2 separate regions of the Homo sapiens genome follow, and region 2 is linked to region 1. Evidence: chromatin loops called from intact Hi-C (ENCODE). Cell type or tissue: psoas muscle. All regions are shown on one strand. Links, peaks and the distances in the headings refer to the core of each region. The heading gives the core; the rest is flanking DNA. Region 1 overlaps KANK1 (KN motif and ankyrin repeat domains 1). Region 2 overlaps KANK1 (KN motif and ankyrin repeat domains 1).

Region 1 (8,333 bases), core at 255-8,254:
AGGGCACTAATCCCATTTGTGAGGGTTCTACCCTGATGATTTAATCACCTCCCAGAGGACCCATCCTTAATGCCATCCCGTTGAAGGTTGGGTTTCAAAATGTAAATCTTGGGAGACACAAAACATTGAGAACCATAGCAGTCTCTCAGACCTCGTTGTACTCAGCTTCATTTTAGGATAACTCCACATTTGAGTTAAGAAACCAAGAGTTTGTATTCCCAACTCTATGCTTCATGAGGTTAAAGACTCTTGGCTTCTCATTCTCACTGCTCAGGCAGGGGTAGTCCATCTGAATGGAAACTCCTTTTTGGGGGGCACACATCATTTTTATTTTATTTTATATTTCTGAGACAGAGTCTCGCTCTGTCGCCTGGGCTGGAGTGTGTGATCTCGGCTCTCTGCAGCCTCCACCTCCTGGGTTCAGGCGATTCTCCTGCATCAGCCTCCCGATTAGCTGGGATTACAGGTGCATGCCATCACGCCCAGCTAATTTTTTTTTTTTTTATACAGAGTCAGTCTCTGTCTCCCAGACTGGAGTGCAATGGTGTAATCTCGGATTACTGCAACCTCCGCCTCCCAGGTTCAAGTGATTCTTCCACCTCAGCCTCCTGAGTAGCTGGGATTACAGGCGCCTACCATCATGCCCAGCTAATTTTTGTATTTTTGTACAGATGGGGTTTCATTATGTTGGCCAGGCTGGTCTTGAACTCCTGATCTCAGGTGATCCACCTGCCTCGGCCTCCCCAAGTGCTGGGTTTACAGGTGTGAGCCACCACGCCCGGCCTAATTTTTTTTTTTTTTTGAGATGGAGTCTTGCTCTGTTGCCCAGGCTGCAGTACAGTGGTGCAATCTTGGCTCACTGCAAGCTCTGCCTGCCGGGTCCACACCATTCTCCTGCCTTGGCCTCCCGAGTAGCTGGACCTACATGTGCCCGCCACCAGGCCCAGCTAATTTTTTGTATTTTTAGTAGAGACAGGGTTTCACCATGTTAGCCAGGATGGTCTCGATCTCCTGACCTTGTTATCTGCCCGCCTCGGCCTCCCAAAGTCCAGGGATTACAGGCGTGAGCCACCGCGCCTGGCCACCACTTTTAAATGTCTGTGTTGCAGTGAAATTTTAAAAGAGAGAGCTAAATTTTGATGTCAGTTTTTAAATAGATGCTGCCAAGAGCCATGTTGATAGCCCAAACCAATTTTCCATTTATACCAGTGATATACTTCAAGCCTGAAAAATGTAGTCCAGTGTGGGAAGAAGCCCTGTGATGGTGAGAAATGCAGTAAGAAACTGGGTTCTCCCATGGAACTGATAATTAATGCAATCAGATATGAACAGTATGTTTAAGGATAGTCTGGACATGAATGTGTATAATCTGTCTTTATCAGATAAACAAATAAAAGTCTTTTACCTAATCGTCGTTTCCTGAGTTAGAAGAATCCTCCTTATCAGATACCTGCTTTGGTCATTGGAAGGAAAGTAGAACATCCATCTTGGTGGTGATCCTTGTTTCTTAGTACTCTGTATATCCTTTCCAAGAGACAGGTTTCTTTTATGAAATGGCTAAGATCATCTCCACCACCATGAACAACATGCAAATGGAGCTGCTGCACAAAGTTTAGGGAGTTCTAAGCGTTGGGATTCCAAGGCATATTACCCTGTACTGAAGAAACTCGGAACAGAGGCATCCTCAAATCCTAACTGCAAGGAAGCGTAGCCTGTGTCCTTTGTTGATGGAGGAATGATTCAGTGAGAAAGAACACAGTGATTTTTTTCTCTACCTATCTTACATCTTACTCTCTTGCCATTTCTTGTAACACCTTTTCATCCTGTCTTAACCTTCAGCTACCAGCTTACCCTGATCGTAATGACAAGGAAATTCATACATTTTGGTTTTTTAAGGACTACTTTATTAAGGTATAATTCACAAACCATGCAGTCCACCCTTTAAAGTATACGATGCAATGGTTTTTAGTAAATTAACATAATCGTGTAACCATTGGCATAAACAACATTAGAACATTTTCATCACCCCAAAAAAGAAAACCCATACCCATTGGCAATCAAAAGCCGATTTCCTCCCCAACCACCACACACCCCCCAGCACTAGGCAATCATTATTCTACTTTCTGTGTCCATGGGTATATTAAATACTGTGTTGTAACTGGAGATAGGATGCCCATAGTCAGAAAGCTTGAGCTCACATGAACTGTTGGCTTGGATTTCTGTGCGGATTAAACCAGCTTACTTCTGACACGGCAGATGCTGGGCTTTTTAACCTCTTTCCTCATTGTGCTTCCTGACTTGTTACCTCTGTATCATAAAAGCATGAAAGGTCGTAGAATAAATGAGTCTGCAGAAAACTGCGTGGTTAAGTTACCCCATTTGTGTTTTACAAAGATAGCGGAAGGGAATAACCTTTGAGGGTCACATACAAAAAGCCATTTCCTCATCCTCCCTAACCTTAAAAAGTCGACATTATTTTTACAGCAGCTTCTCTAAATTGACTTACACTTGAACAAACTAAAAACTACAAGAAGAGTAGAGCTTAGCTGGCAGGCCTGGTTTTGAACAAGTGTTTGATTTTGCTAATCTTGGTAGTGCATAAGGTCACTTTTGTAAATTTCCTGTAGAAAAATTCTTGGTTCTTGGACACACTCAGCTACTAGAACAGAGAGATGGTTTATATTTTTTCTATGAATTACCAGCTGATAAAATTCCCCTCCTTTGAGTGGGAGAAAAATTCAAGCCAGACAAGAACTTTTGTGGCAGGTAACTCTTACTTGAAATTTATTTGGATTTCTAGAGGCAAATTAATTTCTCTCTCTGTCTTTCACAATAAATAGGTGCCTGTCACCTTTTTTTTTTCTCTATCTAGTGAGCTGCTTCTATAGATGGAAGAAAGTTAGTCCTTCCTTTTGGTATTTTGAGAGTTTTATTTTTAGGCCTCTCCTTGGCTGTCTTTTCTCCTTGTAAAGCCAGTGTCGAAGTAATGGCAATGGTAAGTATGCTTAGCGTTCTAAATTTTTTTAATGCATGTTTATTACTAAGTAATTTATCTCCTTTTCTTCTACTTTATAGCTCCATATTAAATATGGTGGCACCTTTTAATAAAAAAGAGGAAAGCCTATTTGGAAACATATAAAAATAGCACAGGATAGGTCATTTTTCAGATTCTGGTCAGATCACCATTTGGAAAGATCTTATTCTTTAAAGCAAAAGTTTTGAACCAAGGATCTGTTGAAGATGGGGAGTGACTCTCATTCATCTCCATCTTCCTTTGAAATTTCATACAGATTTTTTGGTGTGTGTTTGTGTGTGTCTGTATTTTCTAATGAGAAGATCCATAACTTTCATAAGCATCAAAGCCACTGCCTTTAAATATCTTTTTGATTACTTTTACTGTAGTTATTGTTTTAAGATCTGCTTTTTGCCATTTAAAAACATCTTTCAAATACTAGTTAACTCTTAAATGTTTTTTTGCAGAATAAGATCCTTTTTGCAGTACTTTTTGTTGTTGTTTAATACCTACCCAAAATTTTGGTCCAAGCTCTAGGGGCCTCCTCCCGAAGAATTTGGTTTAAAAGCAAAAGATTTTTAACATAAATAAACCAGAATTTGCTTTTTTTCTTTTTGATTTTTTTTTTTTTTTTTTTTTGGTAGTGATAGGGTCTCTCTGTGTTGCCCAAGCTGGTCTCGAACTCCTGGGCCAATCCTCCTGCATAGGCCTTCCAAAGTGTGAGGATTACCGGTGTGAGCCAATGTGCCTAGCATTGATTTGTGGGGGTTTTTTGTTTTTTTTGGGTTTTTTTTAGAGACAGAGTCTCGCTCTGTTGCCCAGGCTGGAGTGCAGTGGGATGATCTTGGCTCACTGCAGGCTCCGCCTCCTGGGTTCAAACAATTCTCCTGCCTCAGCCTCCTGAGTAGCTGGGATTACAGGTGCCTGCTACTGTGCCCGGCTAATTTTTGTATTTTTGGTAGAGACGGGGTTTCACCATGTTGCCCAGGCTGGTCTCGAACTCCTGACTTCAGTTGAGGCACCCGCCTTGGCCTCCCAAAGTGCTGGGATTACAGGCGTGAGCTGCCACGCCTGGCCTTGATTTGTTTTTGCATGTGAGAAAATGTATGTCCTAGTGTAGTGTGGTGTGTCATTAGAAGCATGATTTGTTCTTACCAATGCAGTGATTACATTGGTTCTTCTACATTCAGTAGAATGCTAATAATGTGGTAATGCTAGTCGCCAGTCTTCTTAATCTCTATAACAGAGGAAGCAGAAGTAGAGCAGATCCTATCCTAGCCTTGTAGGTCTAGAGACCGAACTATAGTGTCTTCTGGGAAAGCACTTAAACAAAACACAGGTTTATAAATTGTTATGGTCACTAATGTTTCAGTCAAGATGGTGACTACCTATGATTTGTGTGTATGTGCTACCCTTTTGAGAAGCATTAATTAGTCCGTTCTCTCACTGCTATAAAGAAATACTGGAGACTGGGCAATTTATAAAGAAAAGGGGTTTAATTGGCTCAGGGTTCCGCAGGCCAGGAAGCATGGTGGCTTCTGGGGAGGCCTCAGGAAACTTAGAATCATGGCAGAAGGCAAAGGGGAAGCAGGCACGTTTTACGTGGCCAGAGCAGGAGGAAGAGAGAGGAGAGAGGTGCTACACGCTTTTAAATAACCAGATCTCACAGTAATTCACTGACTCACTGTCACCAGAACAGCACCCAGGGGATGGTGCTGGCCCATTCATGAGAACTCTGCCCCCATGATCCAATCACCTCCCACTAGGCCCCACCTTCAACACTCGGGATTACTGTTCAACATGAGACTTGATGGGGACACAGATCTAAACCATATCAAGCATTAATATTACTATTAACCTGTGTGAAAAGGAACTGAATTCTGCTGTGACATTTTTTGTTTAAGAATTAGGCCTAGCAGGTGTGGTGGCTCACGCCTGTAATCCCAGCACTTCGGGAGGCCGAGGTGGGCGGATTGCCTGAGCTCAGGAGTTCAAGACCAGCCTGGGCAACATGGTGAAACCCTCTCTCTACTAAAATACAAAAGAATATTAGCCAGGAATGGCGGTGTGCACCTGTAGTCCCAGCTACTCTGGAGGCTCAGGCAGGAGAATTGTTTGAACCTGGGAGGCAGAGGTTGCAGTGAGCGGAGATCACACCACTGCACTCCAGCCTCAGCAACGGGGCAAGACTCCATCTCTACAAAAAAAAAAAAAAAAAAAAGAATTAGGCTTAGGGAGTGCATGGTGGCTCACGTCTGTAATCTCAGCACTTTGGGAAGCTGAGGTGGGCAGATCGCTTAGGGTCAGGAGTTCAAGATCAGCCTGGCCAACATGGCAAAACCCCGTCTATACAAAACTACAAAAATTAGCAAGCCATGGTGGTGGACATCTGTAATCCCAGCTACTGAGAAGTCTGAGGCAGGAGAATTGCTTGAACCTGGGAGGTGGAGGTTGTAGTGATCCAAGATCATACCACTACACTCCAGGCTGTGTGACACAATGAGACTGTGTCTTAAAAAAAAAAAAAAAAAAAAAAGGCCTTAAGATAAAAAACAGTGAAATAAAAGAAGTCATATTTTTAAGAAATGAAATCCCTAATGTTTAAAAATTATTTAATGTATAAAATTATCAATTTTTATACATTAGGGATTTCATTTTTTTAAATATGACTTCAGGCTGGGCGTGGTGGCTCATGCCTGTAATCCCAGCACTTTGTGAGGCCAAGGTGGGCGGATCACCTGAGATCAGGAGTTCGAAACCAGCCTGGCCAACGTGGTGAAACCCCATTTCTACTAAAAATACGGAAATTAGCCGGGTGTGGTGGTGGCATGCACCTGTAATCCTGACCAGCCAGCTGAGATCGTGCCACTGCACTTCAGCTTGGGCGACAGAGCAAGACTCCATCTCAAAAAATGTGTATATTATATATATATGACTTCATAGACACACATTGGTCTATACAACAAAAACAAAGCATTAGGAAATTATCTCATGATTTAGCCACAAAATTAAAAGATTTATTTCAACAAACACTTATTGAATGCTTACCCATTTGACTGGATGATGCGTAGGAATAACAAGAGGTCTGAGGCATAGTAGTAGACCCATGGAGCTGATAGTTTCAGGGCAGGGTAGACATCTAATAAAGTCTTTGTTTCCTTTTGTAAGTTTCTCTAAGTTTGTTTAGGATACCTATTTTGACAGCCATACAGATCTTCAGAAAATAGGGATTATCACCAGACACCACAAGGAAATAGGTGGAAAAATATTTAAAAATAAATTGTAAGCCAAGCATGGTGGCCCATGCCTGTAATCTCAGCATGTGATTTGGGAGGCCAAGGCTAGAGGATCACTTGAGGCCAGGAGTTCAAGACCAGTCTGGGCAACATAGCAAGACCTATATCTACCTAAAAAAAAAATTTAAGAAAATTTAAAATAAGTAAATAAATTGTAGTAAAAATGTAGGTTATGTTTCTTCGTCTGAAAATAAGCTATTCTGAAAAGCTAAGCTTTCCCAATGGTACATGAGTTCTCTCTCTAATTATATCTTCTGTATTCCTCTCTCACTTGAATAATTTTCTTTTGAAAACTTTCTGAAGTTATATGCTTTCAGACTTTGTAAAATAATATGTTGAACATGATTAATCATCTCTCAGTTAGGTTCATTATTTTCAATCATATTATTGTATTGTGCTGTGATAACAATGTCCCTAGAAACTGGACAGTTTATAGAGCAGTTCGCCTGATCATTTTTGTTTTTTAAGTATCTTTTTTTTTTTTTTTAAAGACAGTCTCTCTCTGTCACCCAGGCTGGAGTGCAGTGGCACGATCTCAGCTCACTGCAATCTCCGCCTCCCGGGTTAAAGCAATTCTTGGTCTCAGTCTCCCAAGCAGCTGGGATGGGACTACAGGTGCATGCCACCACGCCTGGCTAATTTTTTTTTGTATTTTTAGTAGAGACAGGGTTTCACCATGTTGGCCAGGCTGCTCTCAAACTCCTGACCTGAAGTAATCCACCCGCCTCAGCCTCCCAAAGTATTGGGATTACCGGCGTGAGCTACTATGCACACCCCTTAAACATCATTGTAAAAATCACTTCCCTTGCTATAGGAATTTGGCTTTGAGTTACTAGGCCTTCCAGAAGCCATCCCCATGACTTTGTTATCTGGCCTAAGCCATAGGTGGGGAGTGGGGAGGGAGACATCCAAAGTTAATTAGAACCAAGTATAAATTTGCCATGGATTTAAGCCTTCTGTATAAGATAAATTCATCCATAGTATTTTTGGATTACTTTATTTACTTGATTATTTATTTACTTATTTGATTATTTCTGTTCTCATTAATTTTCTAATTATGACTAGACAACTAAGTTCTGGGTAAGATATGTCATTATTACGTAATGATGTCTTATTCTTGGCATTATAAATGACTATACTGTGTTGTAGTTTTATTATATTTATGACATATGAGAAATAAATAATAGGAACTTTAAGAAGACTCTATCACTTCATATCTCTTTGGTCTCTTTCTCTGTCTTTAACATTGGTCAGGTTCCAAACTAGTGAAAACTACAGAAACAAGTGCAGTTTTCTAGTATAGTCTTTCATCTTACGAAAATATATTTAATCCCCACTCTTTTTTAAGTTTCACTTTGCCTTAAGGGGAGTGGTCTTAAGAAAACTCTTAGTATAGTTGTGAGTATCCATAGTGTCAAATGAGGGGAAACATTGTAACAATGTTAGGAGCCAAAGTTCTCACCACAATCTCATCAGATGTCCTGAGCTATTTTTTACTTGTTAACTCAGAACAACAAATACTAAAGAAAGTGCCAAACAACCTCAATTCTTCTGGCTCACACTTATATATAGCAGAGATACGAAATAGCCCGCAATCCCAGATCTTCCATGGGTAATTTTGGGAAAGTGTTTTTCATAGAGATGTTGAAGTCCATGGAAATCAGGTAGAACACTAAAGGACCCGGTTGACCCAGTACATTGCAACCCTCTGCTCTCATGTGCACCTCACACACAGCCAGTCTACGGATTAGAGACCACCATTTCTGGGGGTTGTTATCTTTTTTTTTTTTTTTTTTTTGATACAGAGTCTTGCTCTGTCGCCAGGCTGGAGTGGTGCAGTGGTGCAATCTTGGCTCACTGCAACCTCCGCATCCCGGGTTCAAGCAATTCTCCTGCCTCAGCCTCCCGAGTAGCTGGGACCACAGGCACACACCACCACGCCTGGGTAATTTTTATATTTTTAGTAGAGACGGGGTGTCATCATGTTGGTAAGGATGGTCTCAATCTCTTGACCCTGTGATCCG
Region 2 (8,296 bases), core at 1-8,000, 100 kb after region 1:
AGAGAAGGACATGCGGATTGTGGAAGAACTCTTCGGCTGTGGGGATGTGAATGCCAAAGCTAGTCAGGTTAGTGCGCCTGGTTCCTGTGCTCAGGAATGCACCCGTAACCAGCAGACAGGACTGCGGTGGCCATTCTGGCAGAGCAGGCATAGATGCCACGCTTCCACCACAGTGCACTTGTTTGCAGGCCTGCCCTGAGTCCATACACTGCCTGGCACTCCTTGCTGACCAAACATACCAGGGAAATATGGGCTTAAATTTCACACTGGAAACTTCTCCCTCCTTTGCCTTGCCTTTTGTCCATTTGCATAGTTTGCATGGAAATACTGTTAGTTCCCCTACATATAAATGATTGCGCATCCCCATCAGATGCTCAGTGACTGTTGCTTCCTGTCTCTGTGTTGTACTGTCTTCATAGCAAACAGTGTCCCAGGTCCAGATGTGTTCACAGCTTGACTTTTTTTTTTTTAAGAGACGGTCTTGCTCTGTCCCCCAGGCTGGAGTGCAGTGGCGGGATCTTGGCTCACTGCAACCACCCCCGGCTCCCTGGTTGCAGTGATTCTCCTGCCTTAGCCTCCCGAGTAGCAGGGACTAACAGGCACACACCACCACACCTGGCTTTTTTTTTTTTTTTTTTGAGACTAAGTCTCATTCTGTCACCCAGGCTGGAGTGCAGTGGTGCGATCTTGGCTCACTGGAAGCTCTGCCTCCCGGGTTCACACCATTCTCCTGCCTCAGCCTCCCAAGTAGCTGGGACTACAGGCGCCCACCCCCACGTCCGGCTTATTTTTTGTATTTTTAGTAGAGACAAGGTTTCACCGTGTTAGCCAGGATGGTCTTGATCTCCTGACCTCATGATCCACCTGACTCAGCCTCCTGAAGTGCTGGGATTACAGGCGTGAGCTACTGCGCCAGCCCCTGGCTTTTTTTTAAGTAGAGATGGGGTTTCAGTGTTGCCCAAGCTGCTCTTGAACTCCTGAGCTCAGACAATCTGCCTGCCTCAGCCTCCCAAAGTGCTAGGGTTACAGGCGTGACCCACCACTCCAGGCCCACAGCTTGACTTTTAACCACCACCTGAACTTCCAGCCCCTTACTCTACTGAGACATCCTCCACGCTAAAATGAAGTTGGCTCCTTACTTTATGCCCTTCCTTTGCTCATAGCTCATGGGAAGCTGGTTTCTCCCTGCTTGCCACCACCTGCCCCAAGTAGTTCCATCGCCAGTTCTTTCCCTTCTGTCACCACACTCTTCCCCCTTTCCCTAGCACAGCCCCACTAGAGGCCACCACTGCCAGCTCAGTACGTACTTCTGAAGTCCTTGTCATCTCTTCCCATAGGCGGGACAGACGGCCCTCATGCTGGCGGTCAGTCACGGACGGATAGACATGGTGAAGGGCCTTCTGGCCTGTGGGGCTGATGTCAACATCCAGGATGACGAGGGCTCCACGGCCCTCATGTGTGCCAGCGAGCACGGACACGTGGAGATTGTCAAGCTGCTGCTGGCCCAGCCCGGCTGCAACGGTCACCTAGAGGACAACGTAAGCTGTCTCCATTGGGCCTCCTGGCCAGGGGTCTGGGGGACTCTGGACGGGAGCTCTGGGAGTGCCTTTTGGCCAGGAGCGACCAAATCCTCCTCTATTCTCCTCTGGGATTTGTGTCGCCATCTAGGTGCCTCCCTTCACAGCCAAGCTTGGCTACACTTACTGTGTGTGTGCAAACTAACACGCTCATAAACTAGTACCCAAAGCAGAATAAATAGGCCCTACCCCAAAAATTCATGAAATGAAAAAGTGATTTAACGGGCATGTCCAAGAGCCCCTCTACTAAAGGGAAATCAATGGATTTGCACTGCAGAATCAAATTCAGTGTAGGTGACTTCTGACAGGTGCACTTGGAAATCTGGATTATCATTAGAGGCTGGGGTTACACGGTGACTAAAACCAGTTCCTACTATAGTGAACCTTTTCCACCCAAAGTGAACACACTGACCCATCAAAGTGAGTAGCTTGTGACACAACATATGCCAGAGCCTGCAGAGTAGCTTGACTTCTTGAAGCGTTTTCCCATTTCTGCTTAGTCTGTCCCATCAACACCACTCTGCTCTCTTCTCCCAGTTCCCAGGCTGTCCACATTTCCAGATAACTCCTTGACCGGGAAACTCAACCAAAGGGGGTACTTTTGCGTGTCTCTAGGCCAAAGGACAGGAGTGGTGATAGGTAGAAGGTAGGAACTGGCATGTAGGCAGTGAGATGGTGTAAAGGTCACAGAGGTCGGGTTGGCTTGGTTCCGTTTTTGAAAGTTTATCTCTGTGGATCACAGGTTTGGATCAGAGCTTCTTTAGCTCAAAACACCAAAAAGTTAGGAAAATATCCTTTGTAGGTCAGATTCTTCTGGGCCCAAGCCAGTAGGGAGAAAAACCAGCGGAGTTTTTCACTGGTATGAGGGACTGACTAGCTTCACACTCAGCCATCTCCACAGGAGCACATGGAAGCTGCAGCTGTAGCAGATTCCCTTCTTCCCCTCTGTGGGAGGGAGAGCTTCTGACCGACTTCTTTCTTCCAGAAGAGTTTGTTAGCTGTGCTGTGGTTTTTGTTTGATTTTACTTCTATTATCTTTCAAAGCTTTTGAGGGGAAGGATCATAAGATTAAACCAAAGAGAACTGTGTCCTGCTGCTGCTGCTGACCAGAGGGAAATCCGTATTTCAAGACTAGATAGGCTGGGCACAGTGGGTCACTCCTGTAATTCCAGCACCTTGGGAGGCTGAGACAGGAGGATCGCTCGAGCCCAGGAGTTCAAGACCAGCCTGGGCAACATAGTGAGACTCCCATCTCTACAAAAAAAAAATTATCTAGGTGTGGTGGTATGCACCTGTAGTCTCAGATACCGTGGTGGTTGAGGCAGGAGAATCACTTGAGCCCTGGAGGTCAAGGCTACCGTGATCTGTGATCGTGCCACTGCACTGCAGCCTGGGAGACAAACCCTGTCTCAAAAAACACACTAGACAGAAGACAAGTTGTGTTGTTCTTTCCCTTGATACTCCTTTATATCCATTTAAATCCCTGAAATTTAATGGAAATCAAGCAGTTAAGTGAAGCTTTTTTCACCCATATGTAGTGTTTCCCCTCTTATTTCCAGAAGTTGGATCTGTGCAACCCACTGGGATTGCGTGCTTACACACAGATGTTACTTGTAGCCTTAAACCGAGGTGGTTTAGGGTTTTAGGATCACAGTGCCCTCTCTAAGAGGAAAGGTAAAAGATCTTTGGCAAATTGCAGAGTCTCTAAACACACACTACTGCTGCTTGCCTGGTCATTCATAATTAATTAGAAGAAAAAAAAACTTTCTATCCCCATCTTCTGCTTCCCCCTCCTGGTGGGCAGAATGGTTGAGTAAGATAATCCTCTTAACTGGGACCTCTGGAGGGTGGAGGCTTGCCTCATTCATCTTCACATCCTCAGGCCTTCACCCTTAGAGGTCCCAAAAAAGTTTCCCAGAAGACCGAACGAGTAGGGATATTTGGGGAACCTTGCCAATTATTGGAGGGTGTTTTGTTCTGTTACCTTTCGGTTGTCTGGAGGTTTGAGAAACCCAACATGGCTTGTTCTTTCCATCTTATCTTAAGGATGGCAGCACTGCGCTCTCAATCGCCCTGGAAGCAGGACACAAGGACATCGCTGTTCTTCTGTATGCCCATGTCAACTTTGCAAAAGCCCAGTCTCCGGTCAGTGTTGTGCATTTGGCATTTGTAAATAGGCTGAAATCCACCAGACTGGTGGACCCCCTTCCTCCAGGAATTGACGGGAGACAGATTTTATGTTGATTCAGAAAATGGAAGTTTTAGTCTGGAGCTTAAGAGTTCATCCTTTCCGCCTCCACCCCGCAAAAAGCAGGAGAACTAATGTTTTAGCAGAGGCTGGACCTTGCTTGTCCTTGCAAGACATATGCTCACAGCTTCCCATAGAGGTTTTGATTCTGTGCAGAATTATCCAGATAGCAGCCCCTGAGCCCATGGGGATATTTCGCCATGGTTCTGGCATTGTTCCTGAAGCAGATGGCAGGCAGCCTGTAGTCCACAGTTCACTCTGAGTGGGAAGGTGACTTCCCAGGACAGCCGGACATAGCACTGCTGAGCCCAGCTGGCCTTGGAGCTGTGGACACCTGTTCCCTGTTCTCAGCCAGAGCTCTCCTGGCTCGGGCTCACAGCTGCTTGTTGCCTGTGGTGGGCCAAGATCCTATGTCACAGGGTACACATCTGCCTGAGGTCACTTATTAACCCCCAGTTTTTTTCCTTTCCTGGTCTCTAGGGCACCCCTAGGCTTGGAAGGAAGACGTCTCCTGGCCCCACCCACCGAGGTTCATTTGATTGATTGTATGCAAATAGCCCTTTATTTACATGCCACTATTAAGCTGCTAATTGTTCCTGTTGGGGTGACAGATACTGAATGTATACGTATTGTGCCTGAGCTCACCAGCAAACAGAAGCATCAAGCCCAGGGGTAAAGGCTGAAGCTTTCACAGTGCAGAGACTGCTAGCCTGGGCACACACACCTCCTTTCTGGCCGTCTTCTGTGTAGGGCACACTTTAACCCAGTCTCTGTTGCTGTTGAGTCTCTGCTCCGTTTTGTACAGTCACAGGGAATTCTGATCTGAAGGGGCACCTTCTGTTCACTCCCACAAAGTGGTGTCTGGTTCTCACTGAGACGTTTTAAGATTTTTCCACAAATATTTATATGTACTAAATGTGGAACCATTAGAAAGTTCTTCCAAAATCTCATTCCAGCATAGTTTTGGATTTTTCTTTTGTCTTATTTTAAAATAAGGAAGTCGAGATGACTTTGATCATTGGTAACTTGGGCCTGGGCCAGACAAAGTATAAAACTTACAAAAGAATATTCTCATTTGGTCTTAACTAGGTAGATGTAATATATGACTTTTTATAAAAAGGGTATCTATATGAACTTGACACAGTATTTTCAGCTTTTGTATTCCATACTAAAGCCATGAAGAACTACACGTAACATCATCATTTGTATTAATTGCACAACTCCAATGCTAAAGGTTGGATTGTGTTAGAGGAATCGGCTCTGTATTTGCCTCTAGAGAAACACAGTGTTCTCTTTGTATTTATGGATTCCTTTTTACCGTGTCACATTTACTTTGGTCCTCTATGTATTTAAATGTTTGAAGTGCCTTAGACTCTTGCCATATTTTCAAAATAAAATTCCATTAAGCTCTTTTCCTTGTCCCTGTTTCATCTCTGATAGCTGTCCGCCCCGAGCCGATTGACTTACGGCAGTGGCAGCACACGCTGATGGATTGAGCTGAGCAGGGAGGGTGAGTGCGCCAGTTGGCTCCGACAGGGAGACAGCATCTTCCGAGGGCGCTTGTCCACTTGCACAGCTTGGCTCCTGACTCAGATTGCAAGTCGGGAGGCTGAAGTTTGAGGCCTCCTTAGACAAAGCGCTCTTCCGATGGGTAGCCGGAGATGCTTCTTCTCAGGTGCAGAAGCACTAGTCCTTGACTCTGAGTACAACTGCTGGGTGACTAGGTGATACGTGTAGTGACAAGAAAGGAGAGATGAAGCCGGACACTTTTTTTTTTTTTTTTTTTTTGAGAATGGAGTCTCACTCTGTTGCCCAGGCTGGAGTGCAGTAGCATGATCTTGGCTCACTGCAAGCTCCACTTCCTGGGTTCACGCCATTCTCCTGCCTCAACCTCCCAAGTAGCTGGGACTACAGGCGCCCGCCACCACGCCCGGCTAATTTTTTGTATTTTTAGTAGAGACAGGGTTTCATCGTGTTGGCCAGAATGGTCTCGATCTCCTGACCTCATGATCAGCCCACCTCGGCCTCCTAAAGTGCTGAGATTAAAAGCATGAGCCACTGCATCTGGCCTCAAATTCTTTTTAAATAGTAAAGTAAGTTGGGACCATCTCATTAAATGAAGCAGCATGGCAGCCAGAATTCAAACCAGGTGTTCTGGCACAATCGCTGGTGGTGAGTTTTGGCCAAGGCCATCTATGAGAGCCAAGTGCACTGGAGAAATATCAGAGACTTCTTCTTTCCCTCCCTCCCTCCCCCGCTTTTAAAAATTAAACATTATTGAGCTCAGGAAAGAGGCCAGAGAATAGACTTTTCCCATAGGTGTTTCATTATGAGGTCTGTTTCAGAGTCAAGATTTGAACCTTTCAGAGGAAAACAATTTGGGGGGCTGTGAGAGCCATGCTGGCAGTGCAGGCAAACCTGGGCAGCAACAGACCAGCTCTCCCAGGACCACAAGGATGACTTTCCTCTGCATGAACTGTGAAAGTGAGGTCACAGCCACCTGGAGGCACATCCCTCTCGGGACATAACCTAAACCTACTAGCTGATACATGCTGAATTTCAGATCATGTAGCTCTTCAAGCCCAAGTTCCTACAGATCCAAAATGGCACAATAAAAGCAGGAGAGAGAGAGAGAGAGAGAGAGTGTGTGTGTGTGTAGAGAGAGAGAGAGAGGTAGAGCCATGCGTGGTCTGCCCCTTATGGGCATAACCTACCTTTTGAGCAAATAAGGTAGTACCTCTGGTGGTTCCCGGGCCTGGGAATTTTCTTTGTTCCATCTGAGAAAGGAAAGGCATGAATGTAAATGAATGAGCAAATGAATCCCCCTGTCTGCATGCTGCCCTTCTGATTTCTCATGCTAGATTTTGAAATAGAAAATGAGTGCTTGTTTTATCAGATACAAGATATGTATCTGACCTCTAAGTAATGAATGCTAGATGGTACCTTGTTTGCTCTAATCACACTAGGCATTTAGAATGCCTTTTATCTTGGGATCCTGGTATACTATATAAACAAGCCTGATTATGCCCATTGGTACAGCTGCAGTTTATTGAGGCACAAACTCCATAAAAGGGATTTGTGACAGGAGGCTTGGGCAAGGTTCCCAAGTAAGACCAGCATGGGGTTGGCAACTCCTGATCTTATTTTCCAGCTTAAGAGAAGTCTAGGTGGGTGTGGTGGCTCACACCCATTATCTTAGCACTTTGGGAGGCTCAGTCAGGCAGATCACTTGAGTCCAGGAGTTCGAGACAAGCCTGGGCAATATAGCAAGATCTCATCTCTACAAAAGAAAAATTAGCTGGGCGTGGTGGCATGTACTGTAGTGCCAGCTACTTAGGGGTTGAGATGGGAGAATCACCTTGGCCCAGGAAGTTGAGGCTACAGTAAGCCATGATTGTGCCACTGCACTCCAGCCTGGGTAATAGAGTGAGAACCTGTCTCGGAAAAAAAAAAAAAAAAAAAAAAGGAAGGTTTAAATCTTTAAGTGATGAAAAGACAGCTTCCCAGAAACCTTGCCTTGGAAGTTGAACCACGGACAGTTGGGAGCCACCCCAAGACAACAGGAGTGGAACAGTGGGACTTTTGAGAGTTTAACCTTAAGAAAGTAAAACTAAGCCAGGTGTGGTGGTTCACACCTGTAATCTCAGCTACTGGGACAAAGGCTGAGGTGGGAGGATTGCTTGAATCCAGGAGTTTGAGGCCAGCCTGGCCAATGTAGTGAGACCCCCATCTCTTTAAAAAACAAACAAACAAAGGAAAAAAAAACTGGCAACTTGTCGTGACACTATTACGACTAAACTGACAACTAAATGTCTCACCAAGGGGGAGGAAGGGTGCTTCTGGAGACGTTTACTAGGAACACTTCATCTAGCTCTGGTATCCAAAATAAATGAAGCTCTGAGCGCTTTCCTTGTAAGTTAATACTTGGGAGAACAACATTATCCCTGATTTTTGTACTACTGAAGTACTGCCGATATCTGACAATCCTTGCAGATGGAATCACATAAGAAAACTATTTCTCCTTCAAAGGAAATAATGACCAAACATAACCTTTCTTTAAATTCTGCTAGATCTTTTGTGGGGGAACTTGCTACAAGTAGAATTACATTTTTATGATTTTGTATAAGCCTTCCCTTCACGAGACACTTAAGAATTTCCAGAGGGAGCAGGTAGAAAATGCAAATTTCAGTCGGACACGGTGGCTCAGGCCCATAATCCCAGCACTTTGGGAGGCCGAGGCAGGCAGATCACCTGAGCTCAGGAATTTGAGATCAGCCTGGGCAACATGGTGAAACCCCACCTCTACTAAAACTACAAAAAACTAGCCGGACGTGATGGTGCACGCCTGTAATCTCAGCTACTCAGGAGGCGGAGGTTGCAGTGAGTCAAGATCACGCCACGGCACTCCAGCCTGGCCAACAGAATAAGACTCTGTTCTCAAAAAACAAACAAACAAACAAGCAAATTTCCA

The links. Hi-C counts contacts between places; a loop is a spot of excess contacts. Peaks named below come from ENCODE experiments on the same cell type or tissue, not always from the same donor. Only the 100,000 strongest peaks of a DNase experiment are listed, where the experiment ranks them.
Region 2: it touches region 1 in a loop (2.0-fold over the local background); 2 of 110 quality-filtered maps call a loop at or near these places.

Annotation. Positions count from the first base shown.
Region 1 is chr9:639,913-648,245 of GRCh38, forward strand. All of the region lies in intron 1 of KANK1 (KN motif and ankyrin repeat domains 1), which reads left to right. Among named protein-coding and RNA genes, the nearest start is that of KANK1-AS1, 41 kb to the right of the region's middle. In psoas muscle, for the core only: no CTCF peak of the experiment used is centred there; no DNase peak of the experiment used is centred there; H3K27ac peaks cover 2,653 bases.
Region 2 is chr9:740,868-749,163 of GRCh38, forward strand. It overlaps KANK1 (KN motif and ankyrin repeat domains 1), which reads left to right. Exons shown (of 12, transcript NM_015158.5): 9 at 1-67; 10 at 1,338-1,538; 11 at 3,624-3,722; 12 at 4,306-5,236. The coding sequence ends at 4,368. It overlaps LOC124902109 (a long non-coding RNA gene), which reads right to left. Exons shown (of 4, transcript XR_007061394.1): 4 at 6,382-6,602. Among named protein-coding and RNA genes, the nearest start is that of KANK1-AS1, 59 kb to the left of the region's middle. In psoas muscle, for the core only: no CTCF peak of the experiment used is centred there; DNase peaks (open chromatin) are centred at 4,134 and 5,344; H3K27ac peaks cover 4,674 bases.